2 separate regions of the Homo sapiens genome follow, and region 2 is linked to region 1. A link is a loop called in an ENCODE intact Hi-C map of the cell type or tissue named here. Cell type or tissue: Caco-2. All regions are shown on one strand.

Region 1 (8,000 bases):
GGCCAGATGGTAAAGATCTTGATCATATAGTACATCTGAAGGTGATGTATAGGGGCAGGAAGTATCTGCCACAGAACAGAGTTTAAGGCAGCGACATTCCTTGGGAGAGAAGTGGCAGCACTAAAAACAAGCAGTGAAAGCACCACATTTCCTTTGTTTTGGGTATCTTATACCTTTGGTTACTGAATGCTAAAGTCAAATCTCACGTCTGTTTCTTTAAGAAGCTCATGTCAAGATTTTTATTATTATTTTTTATTTTTTACAAGGTTATATCATTTCCATGGAGTTGGGGGATCACGTAACCAAGGTGAAAAGCAATTAAAATTAATTATTGTGATAGAGGTTAAGCTAGGTTAAAATACCTACCCAACCATCAACATTCCAGACTTCTAATGGAGATCTGTGTGTGCAGGGTGGTAAATAAGGGTTTGGCGTGTGGGGTATTAATTAATTAGCATCAGAAGAGAGAGAAGTCACACATGGTAGACAGTAAATATAGCTGGAGAAAAAAGACTCAAAAATATTTCTGTATTGCTGAGCCTTAAGTTCTAGAGTTTCAAACATGCTTGTTCAAAATGTAGCTTCTTTGTTCGTGGTCAACAAATTCCTCCCAGATGATGTCAGAAAGAGTGCCTTTATCTTTGGAACCCAGTGCAGGCCTAAAGTTTATTTCATATGGTATCAATACTTACTGAGAGTGTTTTATATATGATCCATTGTGCTAGGTTTTCAGGACACAGCCATGAAAAAGACAGGTTTCCTGCCCTTGAGAAGCACACAGGCAATAGGCAAGATTTTAAACATAATTAAATATAACAGAAAATGACCTAAAAAAGGAAATTCATATCTCAGAGAAGATTTAAGTGTTAAAAGATACAACAAAATTTAAATGTGAAGAAAAAGTGTTAGAAGAATCCAAGGCAGAATTTCTAACTATCAAAGTAGTTAAAATTTTGATAAATTTGACAACATAAAAGTAAAAAGTTATGCATGGCAAATAATACTCTAAGTAAAGCCAAAAGAAAAATGACAAACTGAGAAAAAATGTTTGCCACTCATAAATCAATGATTAAACTCCCTAAAGAGTTTTTATAAATCAATTTTTTAAAAAACCAACATCCCAGTAGAACCCAAGCAAAGAACATAGACTATTTAGAAAAAAGAAAATACAAATGGCTCTTAAATATATTAAAATATGATCAATGTTATTTTAAAAATGGAAATACAAATTAAAATTATACCATTTTCTACCAATTAGATTAGCAAAAATCAGAAAGTTTAATAACATAGTATTAGTCAAGGTGTAGGAGAATAGTGACTTCATATATTACTGCTGGAAGTGTGTAGGTTAGTGAAATCTCCCAGATAACCATTTTGTAATATCTATCAAAACTGTAAGTGCATATTCTCTTATATCCGGAAATTCTAATTTTAGGAACTCATCCCACAGATACAATCACACATGAAAAGTGACATATTTACATCATTATTAATTACAACATTGTTTATAATAGCAAAAGAGGAGAAACAACCTGAATGTCCATCAGTAGAGGTTGGGTCAAATAAAACAACATATACCCACATGACGGATTACTATGTGTTTTGGTTATCTATTGATAGTCACAAACTACCCAAAACATAGTGGCTTAAAACAATAACAATTATTTATTTTCTCTCACAATTCCATGGGTGACTGGGCTTAGTTGAGAAGTTCTGTTCTGTGTGATGTCCACTAGGGTCATCACAGGGTCATCTGGAGAGTTAAATCAGCTGGAATATCCAAGATGGCTCCCTCACATGCCTGTTAGTTGGTGCTGGCTGTTGGACGGGAAATCAGCATGGATTGTTGAACTGGAGGGTTTTAGCATTAGCTTTCTTCCATGTGGCCTCTCTTCATAGCTTGGGCTTCTTCCAGCATGGTGGCTAGCTTCCAACAGAGAGTTTTCTCAGGACATAAAGTTGTAGATATCTTAAGATCTCAAAAGCTGTAGATCTCAGAAATTATACAGCATCACTGCTACCTCATTCTATAGAGAAAAATAAGTTTCAGAGCCAGCCCAGATACAACGGGAGAAAAGTGGACTCTACCTCTTAATTAGAGAAGTGGCCAGGAATTTGTGGCAGTCTCTAATCTATACTATGTATCTATAAAATAGAAAGAGGTAATACTTTATGTATGGATTTGGAATCATTTCTAGTACCTATTGTTAAGTGATGGGTGTATATCAGTACAGTATAGTGATACGTACATAATATAATATACTATGTATGTATGCAAAAAGTATGGGCACAGGGGAAGATGCAAGATTAATTACTTACATATTACATTAATATCTTTAGAAAATACACAAGAAACTGTGTAGTTAAGCACAAGAGTGTAAGAATGGTCACTAATTTATCTTTGTGCCTGGTGAAGTTTGAATAATATGAATGTATTACCTTATTTTAAAAGTTAAACTCTAAAAATTATAACAAGTATTATAGGCTACATTTCCTGAACTAAAAATTAAGAGATATTTGGTAGAAAGCAGGAAATTTGAAATACATTCCTAAAATATCTATCATTTTGATAGTGATTATATTCACAATGTGACTGACAGAGGAAGAGAATGATCCAGGGTGGCCACAACAAAGGGATGGCTTTTGAGCTAGGTCTTGAAGAGTGAAATGATGACCTATAAATATTGGCAAGTTGCAGTAAGAAGACTGAAAAGGATCGAACCTGATGGTTTTCTTTTTTTTCTTTTCTTTTTTTTTTCTTTGAGAGAGAGTCTTGCTGTGTCGCCCAGGCTGGAGTACAGTGGTGTGATCTCAGCTCACTACAACCTCTGCCTCCCAGGTTCAAGCAATTCTCCTGCCTCAGCCTCCTGAGTAACTGGGACTACAGGAGAGTGCCACCACCCCAGGCTAATTTTTGTATTTTTAGTATAGATGGGGTTTCACCATGTTGGCCAGGCTGGTCTTGAACTCCTGACCTCAGGTGATCCACCTGCCTCAGCCTCCCAAAGTGCTAAAATTATAGGCATGAGCCATTGCATGTAGCCTCTATTTTTTATGTGAAAGAAGAGGCAAAGTTATCTCTGAAATATGATTTTTTGAGAATAAAGAGGAAGACTTGAAGAGAATGAAAAAGGTTAACAGCATTTCCATAGGAAATGAATTTAAAAAGTAAGAACAAGTAGAATAGCCAGGTCAAAAAATACATGAATTTGCCACACTGTCATCAACACAGCGATGAGATTTTTGTCTGCCTACTCAGTTACAGAGGAAACAGATCGTGAACTGACACAGGGTTGAGGATGAACAGCACAGGTGTGGGAGGAGGATGAAGGAATGTGAAAGGACACTGATGTGAGAGATGTTAAAAGCCATTGACCATGCAGTCCTGCATGGAAACCCAGAAGAAACAGGAGACAATGGAAACTCAGCAGCACCCATACAGACTCAGAGATGGTAATGGGAGAGGAGGTAGTGAAGTTAGATGAACAGAAAATAATTTGATTATTGGTTTGAAGTTGAAGATTTCAAACATGAAACAATTCTGGGTGAAGATACAACCTAGACTAGAATGACTGACCATGGAGTTCTGCTTCTAATACTGGCTGTTGGAAAGCTATTGATGCTGTTTTATTTGGAGACATTACTTTTTGACTGAAAAATATAAATTGGATAGGCACCCTTAAAAACCTGGGGCATAGTTCTAGTGATCATATTTTATAAACCCAAATTAAAGCAGATGGCTTAGCAATAGCCCCTACATTTTGGTAATTTGTTGATGTATTTATATGAAAAGACAAAATAATATGTAACATATAACAATATATTGGTTCTATGTCAGAAAACTCAGGAACCACAGTTTCTGTAGCCATTATAGCAGTAACTTTTAGAATGACAAATAACAATGAGGCAAAAAATTAAATACTTCCAAACATGCTTAAAATACAACAATTTTGAGTTAGACTGTAAACTTCTTGAGAGAAGAGACCATTTATGAACTCCTGTGTTTCAATACTCCTTTTGCACAATTGTTCCCTTCATCACTACCAATATTTAGGACAGTATGGGCCAACAGTAAGAGATAAATAATACTTCTTGTTTAAATTCTTGGTTGGTGATTTTATCTATCTCTTTTGGGGAGGTGCATTCCAGCTAGAATAACTTAATTTTTTTATCCCCCAGAAGGATGGGTGTATTCTTTCTTGTTCTACTGCTAGTTTAAAGAACAGGCGACTTCCCTGCTCAGATTCCAAATTCCTTAGGAAAACAAGAAGCGACAACAAAACCACACCAGTAACTTCCACTCACATGTCAGTTTTAAAACAACTTGGGAAAGGTCAGTCTATTTGACTTCCTTCTATTGTTGAATTTACCCAGTTCCTGATTATATTACAGTCAGGTGGTGATTTTTAAAGGATATTCCTTTATCTGTTTCAGTTTTCTAAGCGACATAAATTAACCAGGAGCTTTCTTTTCACACTGAATACTGTTTGTCTTGGGAAAAGATTAGCTGTGATTTAAAATTTTTTTAAAAAACCTGTTCTCTTTAGCTCTTGCCTTTGCAAGCACACCGATAGCACTGGAGTGGGAACCCGTTGAAGAGATAGGTAGAAGGGAGCCAAGGAAAGCTCACCAGTGACACGAAGAGGTCACTGGTGTGTACTGTATCTCAATTTCACTGCCAAGGACACTCCTTAGTGGATTAAGCACTAAATTTAGACTTACTGAAATTATAGTCTTAGCCTTCAAACTAGGATTTCAGTTTGTTTTGATTTCTATTATCTCAAAGTTATTAGGTTTGTCCCAATTATCTGAAAACACACATTTATACTATGCAGTGGCTGAGTATAATGTGTAGAAAATTGTTCCTTAGGAAATCTTTTTAGTCTATCTTATGAACAATTCAGAATAATATATTATTTTTATATTTATCATTTTATTGATTGTTATTTTACTTTTCAGTTACCAATGCTACTCTAAATTTTCTATGGTTTTCTATATAATCTCTATATAATCTCCATATTTTTAGTACATTACATTTTTTTACCTTTATTATTATTATTTTTATCTCCCACTTGGCTTGGCTGCTTTAGTACATTTTTAAATGCTGCACAGACAATATCTGATAGTTAAAGTAGAATTCAATGTTTTCTTTTTTTTTAACTTTTAACTTCTGGGGTACAAGTGCAGCTTTGTTACATAGGTAAACTTGTATCCTGGGGGTTTTGTTGTTGAGATTATTTCATCACCCAGGTATTAAGCATAGTACCCATTAGTTATTTTTCCTGATCCTTTTCCTCCTCCCTCTCTCCACCCTTTCAAAGGCCCATGTGTCTTGTTGCCCTCTGTGTGTCCATGTGTTCTCATCATTTAGCTCCCACTTATAAGTGAGAATATGTGGTATTTGGTTTTCTGTTCCTGCATTAGTTTGCTGTGAATAATGGCCTTTAGCTCCATCTCTGTCTCTGCAAAAGGATACAAACTCCTTCTTTTTTATGGCCATATAGTATTCCTTGGTGTATATATACCATATTTTCAACATGAAAAAGGGGTGGAATATCAAAATCATCATTTGAAAAAAGAAATCCACAAAACTGGGTGGGAGTGGTCTGGGAGGAGATTGTGCTGGATGAGGAGATGTGTTTAGAGCATAACTTACTTTCTTTCTTTCTTTGTTTCTTTGTCTCTCTTTCTCTTTCTTTCATTTTTTTTTTTTCAGACAGAGTCTCTGCTTGCTCTGTCACCCAGTTTGGAGGGCAGTGGCACGATCGTGGATAACTGCAGCCTCGACCTCCCAAGCTGAAGCAGTCCTACCACCTCAGCCTGCCAAGTAACTGGGATTACAGGTGCACACCCCCATTCCTGGCTTTCTTTGTTTTTTCTGGTATAGATGAGGTGTTGCTGTGTTCCCCAGATGGTCTCAAACTCCTAGGCACAAGTGATCTTCCCGCCTTAGCCTCCCAAATTGTTGGGATTACAGATGTGAGCTGCTACGCCAGGCCTAGAGCATAAATTCTCAGATTACTTGAATGTGTTTCATGGGTAAACCTGCTTTTAGACTTCAATAATACTACTTACCAGAATAATGTTCCAGAGGCAATTTAGTATATGTTGGTCATCAGTGTTTAGGAATTGGGTAACCAAACCAGCAAGCTTAAAGTAACGGACAAGGAGTGCAGAGCAATGGTTATGAGCACACATTCTGCTTTGGGGAATTTGCGCAACGTGACCTTGGGCAATTTACCTAGCCTCTCTCTGCCTCAAGTTCCTCACCTGTAAAAGGAGGATAACAGAACTACCTCTTAAGATTGCTGTGAGGATTCATGAGGTAATAATATATGTATCACACGATATTGTGAACATTAATCCTGGCACATAGTAAACACTCAGACATCAACGTGAATACTCTGCCCAGTTTTTAAGTTGGTGTAGACTCCAGATGAACCATAAAACTGGTGGAAGTTTTAAAATAATGCCCATTTCTAGAGGTGGAAAAAAATAGCAAGATCAAAGAGCCCTGGCCTCTATGAAGGGATTGTGAAAGAGGAGAGAGATAATTAAGCATTTGGTTTGTACCAAGGAGGAAACACGTTTAATTTATAGCAGGAAAGGCTTAGTTTCAAGTTGGTAGACTTCCTGGCACATTGCGCTGTAAGATACTATTGAGCTGAAAATTGCAAAGAAAGGAGAACTTACTCAATGTCAGTCAAGATGGCATTAGTAAACTTGGAAGCTTCCCTGCATCTTTTTTGGATATGAAGTATAATGATTTGACATAAATATACTACTGCCTAAAACAAAAGAGCTGGATTCTACCACTATTAGAGTCACTTAACAGGGAGAATCACTTCACCCTGGGTCTCCTGATAGCAATTCAGTAACTAAGTTCCCTTGGTTGAGTTCCAAGACCAGTAATTCTTATAAGGAGGTTCACTCTAGAGCAAATAGTGTTTATGGTGATGTTTAAGCCTTACCCACATTCAATTTGAATTACAATGGAAAGTAAAAGTATTTGACATCTAATAATCCATTTACATTTGTTAGTGATCTCAATTTAAATCACCGTGCCTATGGCCTGACAGATGAGTTACTAGATTTTGATTTTCCTGAGGTTTATAATGTTTTAAAACTCATTAACATTTTAAATATTTACTATCTCATTTTATTACATAAAGCAGCACACAAACAAACTGAAAATTATTTCTAAACCAAATTTAATCCAGAACAGTTATTAAAACAATATATGTTAAAAAATGACATTTTAAAAAGCAAATGTGAAGAAGATACAGAGAAATACTGGAGTATCCATTGTCAGAATGATTTAATTTCAGTTCAAAGGGATTTGAAGATCAGTTAATTTGTCCATCCTTCGTCATGTTATACACAGGCTGCCTCTTTGCATGTTCCTTGAAGTTGTGCAGGACAGAGCCTGTGTGGCCTCGCCCAGTGCCCTGGTGATAGATGGGAAAATGGACTTAAATGCACTTGCCCCAGGCTTCTTAAAATGTTTGATTTCTTGTTGACTTCTTGGGTGCTTTCCAAACTCCACAGTGTTGAAATAAAAGTTGACCTGCTAAATCTAAATTCACATTCTATACCAGGACATGTTGTCTGGTTAAAATGAGAACCTTGGAGGATATTATATTAAGTGAAATAATCCAGGCATAGAGAGACAAATACTGCATGTTCTCACTCATTTATGGAAGGCAAAAAAGTTGACCTCATGGAAGTAGAGAGTAGAATAGTGGCTCCTAGAGGCTGGGAAAGTTGTGTGTGTTAGGGGTGGGGTGGTAGGGAGCTAGCCAGAGGTTGATTAGCAAATACTAAGTTACTGCTAGATAGGAGGAATAAATCTTAGTGTTCTATGGCACTATAGAATGACTATAACTAACAAAAATTTACTTTCAATTTTTGTGAATAATTTATATTCAAAACCTACAAGAGTGGATTTTGAATGCTCCCAACACAAAGAAATAAAGTTTTGAGGTGATGAATTTGCTATT
Region 2 (8,000 bases), 280 kb before region 1:
GGGATGTCTCCTCCCTACTACCCACCAACATCCCTGGGTTCTTTGATATCCTGCAAACCCCTGTAGTAGCAGAAGCAAAGTGTGGGATTTGGGCTTAACTGGGATTGGCATAAGGAATTTCTAAAAAGCCATGAGTGTCTCCTACCTGCTTGTTACTATTCCACAAGGTGTGAGTTACCATTCCACAAAGTGTGAGACAGATGTCCAAGTGTTCATGTAATTTTTGAAACTATTAGTTCTCTGCAGCCTCCAAGTTCTTGTGATTCTCACGTACAAAGCATCTTGGAAAAAGGTGCTATGTAAAGGGTGCTTATTACCATCTGAAGGCATCTCATCGCCCTCCCAGTCACCATGCCAAGAGAAATGAATGGGAGTCATGAATGTGAAAATCTAAAACCCATGGCTGGGTGTGGTGGCTCATACCTGTAATCCCAGCACCTTAGGGGTCCAAGGTGGGAGGATTGCTTAAGCTCAGGAGTTCGAGACCAGTCTGAACAACATAGTGAGAACTTGTCTCTATTTTTTTTCAAAATAAAAAACTTAAAAAAAGAAAAAAAAAAAGAAAATCTAAAACCTCTCCTTCGTGGGTGAGCCCATAAGTGATTCTGTTACCCACAAAAGGGCCTATGCACACAAAAAGAGCACTGCTATTTGGAGATTTCTCAGGGCCTTAAAATATTTCTGTAATTTCAATTTACAGCAATCACTTGTCCATCAGGTTGTTCTATATATTGAAACATTTGGAAGCGTAACCCCTGACAATCAGATACTACTTTAATTACTTTAAAACCACAACATTGGCTTTGAAACTCTTACCAAAAAAAAAAAAAAAGTTTATTCAACAAACCTCAAGATGTTCCTGTACTTAGTAGATTAAATCTCACAAAAATATTCGTCATAAACTCAGATTTTTCTTAAATTAAAAAACATCACTAAATACCTCTAATTTTCTGTCTCCCATGTGGAATCCCTCTTTTCCAATCAAATGTTCTTTCTTTTGCTTCAAAAATCAGTTTTGAGCACCCCTCTATCAGAAACCTTCCTTGATTTACTCCACCCTATCTTGATCCATCTATTACTTAACACTTTATAGAGATTTGCAAGAAACCAATCGGTAATCCACAAATAATTATTGAGTCTCTATTACATTCTTAGCACTGCAAAAGTATTGTGGGAAAATCGAAAAAAAGTTTAAGAAAGACATGATCTTTTCCCATATGAAGTTTATAGTCTTTCTCATGAGACAGTATTTACACAAGTGAAATATTTTAAAACAAGACAATATATGGTAAACATGCTGAACTGTATGGTTCAGATAAAAGTAGAAGTGTTCTGTCTTTTCAGTGACCATGATATCACCTCCTGTGCGCTCCCTGTTAGGTTCTGGGGATACTAAGGTTGCTAAAATGCAAAAGTGGCTGTTGTAAGACTCACCATCCAAAGGGAGAAATAGACACATATACAGATGGTTATAATCAATATGTTGAGTACAAAGACAGAATCTGTGTATTTGGCTCTGAGAGCACAGAGGAAGGGTACCCAACTCACAGAGGAAGGGTACTCAACTCAAAAATGTCTCCCTATATTACCAAATGTCTTCTGAGCAACAAAATGGCCCCCAGTTGAGAATAATTGGTCTAGAAACATTCAGAAAAGTATTAATGAATGGAGCTTTGCCAGGTTACAAGTACTGTTGGGGCAGGGGAAGTGAGAAATGGCAGAAGTGAGGAACAGTATGACAGCATGGTGTGTGCAAAATCAATGTGTGCTGCATTGCAGGAGTGTAAAGAGCTAGATTCTCTGCTTCAAATTCTTTTAAAATGATGAAACACCTAAATAGATAAACCAACAAATAAATAATCCCCATACATGTTTGCTGAAAAGCAGAAGCAGATTTACCAGGCCTTGAGCATGTTGGAATCTGCTAGGCTTTGAGGACTTTCAGAGGTGTAACAGGAAAGCCAGGCTGCAGTCAGGAAGCATTCTAAGCAAGCATGTCTGGAAAGTTGCCAGGGGTGTTATATGAAAAGGACCTGAAGCTCAAAGTCTCCAGTAATTTATTGTGTTTCATTTTCTCATGCTAAATAAATATTCACTTTTGTACCTGATTTTGTATTCTTTATCATAAAGAAAACCCCTCAAATTGTATAAAATTCCATTCCCCAGAACCTGAATCTGCCCTGCTGAGGAGAGATCCACAATGAATTACTTTGCCAGGAAGGTAGGTCTTGACCTGAGCTTTGAATAGAAGGCTCCCCTGCTGAGGAGAGAAAGAAATTGTATTCCAAGTGGGGGAGGTTTGTCTCTCTGGGATGGCTTAAATGCAGACTTTCCCAGAAACAGAGGTGGACTTAATGACCATGAAAGATCCCACTCCGCCTTGTGATTTTGTGATTTCAAAGTATTATACTTACACGGGTCACAGTGTACCTACAAGCTTATGACCACAGATCCTGCATGTTGCAGGTCTTGAGTGTGAGCCATTGCTAAGGGATAGCACAGTTCTAAGTATATGTCATAATATATGTATCAACTTCAGAATGAAAGAGCCACTTCTTAGTCCCAGAAACAATTGTCATTCAACTAGAGGCTCTGAACTGTTGTTTTCCCCTTTGTGTTTGTATGGATTTAGACTGGGTGATACATTTTGAGGGTGGTATTTTTTTTTAATGAGGCTGATAATACAGTTCTCTAAAGTTTTCTGGTTTAGGCCAATGTTTTAGACTAAAGAACTCAGTTTGTGCCAACCGGAAGTGCTATGCAAAGCTGTCTGGTAGAGTTGACAGAACTCAGGATTTGGAGTCAAAAGACCTGGGTTTGAGTCCCAGATCTCCCACCTTCTTATAAGTCACCTGGTACAGGCACATCTTAAAGGATTTCTGGGAGGAGTAACTAGATTAATTTATCAGGCAATGGTAAAGCCAACTGTATTAGTCCGTTTTCATGCTGCTGATAAAAACCTACTCCAGACTGGGTAATTTATAAAGGAAAGAGGCTTAATGGACTCACAGTTTCACATGACTGGGGAGGTCTCACAATCATGGCAGAAGGCAAAAGGCATGTCTTACATGGTGGCAGACAAGAGAAAATGAGAGATCAGAGCAAAAGGGGAAACCTCTTATAAAACCATCAGACCTCATGAAACTTATTCACTACCATAAGAATAGTATGGGGGAAACTGCCCCCATGATTCAATCATCTCACAATGGGTCCCTCCCATAACCCATAGGAATTATGGGAGCTACAATTCAAGACGAGGTTTAGGTGGGGACACAGCCAAACCATATCAGCAACCTGTATTTTATAGTTGGAGTCTGTTTGTATTGATTGATTGCTATAATGATTGTTAAATATTAAATATTTTGAGTTTTACCTTGCATGAAGCACAAAGGAGATGCCAGTTAAGATTTCTGCCTACCACTAGCAGAACCTTTGCAGACAAGTCTTGCTGCTGTAAGCACAGATTTAATTGTTGGTTACAATATGGAAGATGTTATTCTAGAAATGAACCTTTCTGGGGTCATAATGGCTTTGAGTTCTTTTCAAGTAGGTACAAAGATTTAATGCCATGCTGTATGAGAAGCAAAGTCATTAGGTTGGGCCCAGTGGTTCTCAGTCCTGGCTGCACATAGAATCACCTGGTGTATTAGTCAGGGTTCTCTAGCGGTACAGAACTAATGGAATATATATATATAAAAGGGAGTTTATTAAGTATTAATAAACTTAATAAAGGGGAGTTTATTAAGTATTAACTCACATGACCACAAGGTCCCAAAATAGGCCATCTGAAGGCTGAGGAGCAAGGAGAGCCAGTCCGAGTTCCAAAACTGAAAAACTTGCAGTTCGATGTTTGAGGGCAGGAAGCATCCAGCACGGGAGAAAGATGTAGGCTGGGAAGCTAGGCCAGTCCCTCTCTCGTTTTTTTTTGAGATTGAGTCTCGCTCTGTTGCTCAGGCTGGAGTGCAGTGGCGTGATCTTGGCTCACTGCAGCATCCACTTCCTGGGTTCAAGTGATTCTCCTGCCTCAGTCTCCCAAATTGCTGGGATTACAGGTGCCCACGACTATACCCAGCTAATTTTTGTACTTTTTAGTAGAGATAGGGTTTCACCATGTTGGCCAGGGTGGTCTCGAACTCCTGACCTCAGGTGATCTGCCCACCTTGTCCTCCCAAAGCGCTGGGATTACTGGCGTGAGCCACCATGCCCGGCCTCCAGTCTCCCTTTTTACATTTTTCTGCCTGCTTATATTCTAGCTGTGGTGGCAACTGATTAGATTGTGCCACTCAGATTAAGGATGAGTCTGACTTTCCCAGCCCACTGACTCAGATGTTAGTCTCCTTTGGCAACACCCTCACAGACACACCCAGGATCAATACTTTGTATCCTTCAATCCAATCAAGTTGACACTCAGTATTAACCATCACACCTGGGGAGCCTTTTGAAAACACTTGTGCCTGCACCCTACCCTAAACCAAAGAAATCAGAATCTATCTGTGCAGAGTCATGGGAAATCTTCCCCAGGTGATGTCACTGTCCATCCAGAATAGAATCACTGCAGCTAGACATCTATTCTCATTCAGTGCATGAAGCAAGTACCTGGCCCTACAGCTCCTCTACCAGCAGACATTGTGGCAGGTGTCCACTTTCTAGATGAAACTTTCCTTATAAAAGACCTACTGTAGGCCAGTAGGTGGCTCACACCTGTAATCCCAGCAGTTTGGGAGGCTGGGGCGGGTGGATCACTTGAGATCAGGAGTTCAAGACCAGCCCAGACAACATGGTTAAACCCCGCCTCTGCTAAAAATACAAAAAATTAGCCGGGGGTGGTGGTGGGTGCCTGTAATCCCAGCTACTTCAGAGGCTAAGGCAGGAAAATCACTTGAACCTGGGAGCCGGAGGTTACAGTGCGCTGAGGTCACACCGTTGCACTCCAGCCTGGGCAACAAGAGTGAAACTCTGTCTCAAAAAAATAAAAAATGAAAGACCTACTGTGTATGTACCATCCATAAATCCAAGCAAGAGAGGATGCTGCTCTGCATCTTATAAGGGAGCAAGCAACCTGGCCTTCTTTCAACAGCACTTCTCTTCATGAAAAGGAGAGTCCACGGGGCCAAAGCGATACCCCCACCCCACCCCAAACACATCCTTAATCATGCTTTGAGTTCCCAGGACCCTAAAATTCCCTTCCCAATCAACTAAAACCAACTTCTTAGGACCTGACTAGGCACACCTTTAGGCCAAGGGATGTCCCAGAGGTGGCTGTTGATGAGGGTGTTAATGCAGCTTGGACACGTGTGGTGGAGTTTGAGAGGTCCCATGCATTGTAGGATGGGGGTAGGGTCTGAAAAGATGGGGGTAGACCCAGGACCTAGGGCAGTGGGCCAGGCAGTGAGAGGCCCGATTTCCCTGGCCATCCAATTCCAGGATGAAACTCCAAGGAGTCAGGGAACTCTAAATTCAAATCCAGCCTCTAGATAGTTAATGAAAATACATTTGTCATGAAGGGAGGGTAGAACATATTTTATGTTTTACTTAAGAATGTTCAAGCTTGCATCATAACTTTTAAGTATTTAGGCATATGGCTTGTGGGCCTCCGTTTGTACTCTTGCCCTGGGCCCTGCAAATGTTAGGGGCGAGCCGAAAGGACACATCTTTGCCTCACATCCCTCCGGGATGTTTGCTTATTTGAAATTAGCAGCCATGGAAGCTTTCCAAGGCTCTTTGAATGCAATGAGAATGTGGTCCATCAAAAATGCTGTCTGATTTTATTGCACATGAGAAGTTGTTAACTCTGGCAGCCCAGCCAGATTCTTGTATGTTCTCATTGTCCCTTAGGCCTCCCCAGCCAAATCCTAATGGGGTAATGAGTCTGTGCCTATGAGATTTGAGGGAGGGGCTGAGGGAAGTGTAATCAAGCAAATCACAAAGTGTTGAGCTTAGAGAACGGAAGGCCTCCGTTCCTTTGACTTCATTTTCAATTCACTTAATTTCAGGGTTGGATCCCCCCCACCCCGCCCCTTTGGCAGTGAAAAAGAAAAGGAATGTTCTCTGTTTTTCCTCTTATAAAACCTGGAGCATAATAACTGCCCTGGACTGTTAGGAACACGGTGAGGAGGATCTCAGAGAACAGGGACTGCTTATAGCCTACATATGAAATTGTATAAGCAATTGTCGTTTTTCCCCCATTCATTAATCTGGCAGGATTTACTAAGGGTTTTAGAAGGGAAACATGGCTGTTTTAAGAGAAACTACAATAAGGAAATGGTGGGGGTTGGGCAGAGAAGGCCAAGGACAGACTTGAATTCACACTTTATAAATCTGGCACGGTATATGTGAACTGCTTCATGAACTGGCTGATATCAGGCAAATAAGAAAGTTAAAGCAAACCAAGAGCTATGCTCAAGCAGTCAGTTCTCCCAGCAAATTAACCAGGCACTTTCAGGAGTATGAAACTCCAGAATCCAGGCAAATGGCACAGAGGTCTCTGAATGGGTCTCAGCAGCTGCCAAGGCAGCTCACACATCTTGCACACCAAAGGAGTCACTTACCCTCTTGAGGAAATGAAAAGTCCCTAAGACCAAGCCTCTCTGGAACATGTCATAGGCCCTGGGAGAGCCCAGGGATAACCTTTAGGGTTAAGTGTCCCCATGATGCTGCTGGTATTTCAGTGAGAACAGGCAGGCCGGAAGGAGGCTGGTGTGGGAAGCAGCCCTCACACAGATGTTAGCATAAAAGAGCTGTTTACTTGGTGATTAGTATCATGAAATGAAAAGCTCAGGTTTCAACTGCTTAGGGAAGAATGATTATTTTTCTCACTGTGCAGCCTTTGCCGTTGGCACAGAGAATGTATTCATCAACGTCCCAGGTGTCACTCTTGGGCAGGTGGGATTCCAGACTCAGGTTGGGCCATCACCCCTGGCCCCATCTGGAGAGACATGGGGACTTGCTCAAACTTTTGTATTTATGTAATGAGTAAGAGGCTGAATCCCAGAGGAGTTACCCCTCAGCCAGGCTAACCTCAGAGTTCTGCATTTACCATGGGTACATCACCACAAAACAGTGACCAACACTACCTCGTTCCTAACTTCCCCAGAAGGGCAAGGGTGAAATGGACCAACTTACAGATTCATGGGGTTTAGAGAAAGAATTAATCAGCACCCTCTTTTTATCACCAACAGGCCTACCCATGGCCAATACATCCAAATTGTGCACACTGTGGAAAGATCACTCTCTTAGTGCCTCAAAGCTTAGAATCAGTTTTATTAAATTATTCTAACATTTCCCCCAAAGAAGTATGAGCCAAGAGGCAGTTTATTTTCTGGAAAAAAAACATGCACTTTGAACATAAAGGGCTCTTGGTTTGAATACCAGTTCTTCCACTTACTAGTTATGAGATCTTGGGTGAGTTATTTAAGAATTCTGCATCTCAGTTTCCCAATATATAAAATAGAGATAATAATAGCTACATCACAGAACGATTATGCAGATTAAATTAGATAACTCCTGATAGGCACTCAATACAAGGAAGCTTTTATGAACAGGAAATGTGCTTTTCAGAGAAGCCTTTACCTCCCTCCCCATTGTAAGGTCTTCGAGTTCAATAGCAGCATCTGGGGTGGATTCTCCTCCAGAGCTACAGTGCTGCCTCCTCCTTTCCAAATGAATAAATCTGGTTGCTCCCATTGCATATATCAGTGTCTAAATAAAACTTTCGGTGAAAATGATTTCAAAAAACAATCTGAGGGGCTAGATGTGGTAGTTCATGCCTATAATTCCAGCACTTTGGGAGTCCCAGGTGGGTGGATCACCTGAGGTCGGGAGACTAGCCTGGTCAACATGGTGAAACCTCGTCTCTACTAAAAATACAAAAATTAGCAAGACGTGGTGGTAGGCACCCGTAATCCCAGCTGCTCAGGAGGCAGAAGTTGCAGTGAGCTGAGACTGTGCCACTGCACTCCAGCCTGGGTGACAGCGAGACTCTGTCTCAAAAAAAAAAGTCT

What was found. Hi-C counts contacts between places; a loop is a spot of excess contacts. Peaks named below come from ENCODE experiments on the same cell type or tissue, not always from the same donor. Only the 100,000 strongest peaks of a DNase experiment are listed, where the experiment ranks them.
Region 2: a loop joins it to region 1, with 21 times the contacts of the local background. A loop is called at or near these places in 3 of 110 quality-filtered maps.

What each region holds. Positions count from the first base shown.
Region 1 is chr6:113,875,058-113,883,057 of GRCh38, forward strand. It overlaps LOC124901382 (a long non-coding RNA gene), which reads left to right. Exons shown (of 3, transcript XR_007059716.1): 2 at 5,717-8,000. Among named protein-coding and RNA genes, the nearest start is that of MROCKI, 5.7 kb to the left of the region's middle. In Caco-2, a CTCF peak has its summit at 4,621; a DNase peak (open chromatin) is centred at 4,604.
Region 2 is chr6:113,590,373-113,598,372 of GRCh38, forward strand. No RefSeq gene overlaps it. Among named protein-coding and RNA genes, the nearest start is that of LINC02541, 56 kb to the right of the region's middle. RefSeq lists a silencer at 1,775-2,069 and an enhancer at 6,531-6,710. In Caco-2, no CTCF peak of the experiment used is centred here; a DNase peak (open chromatin) is centred at 4,619.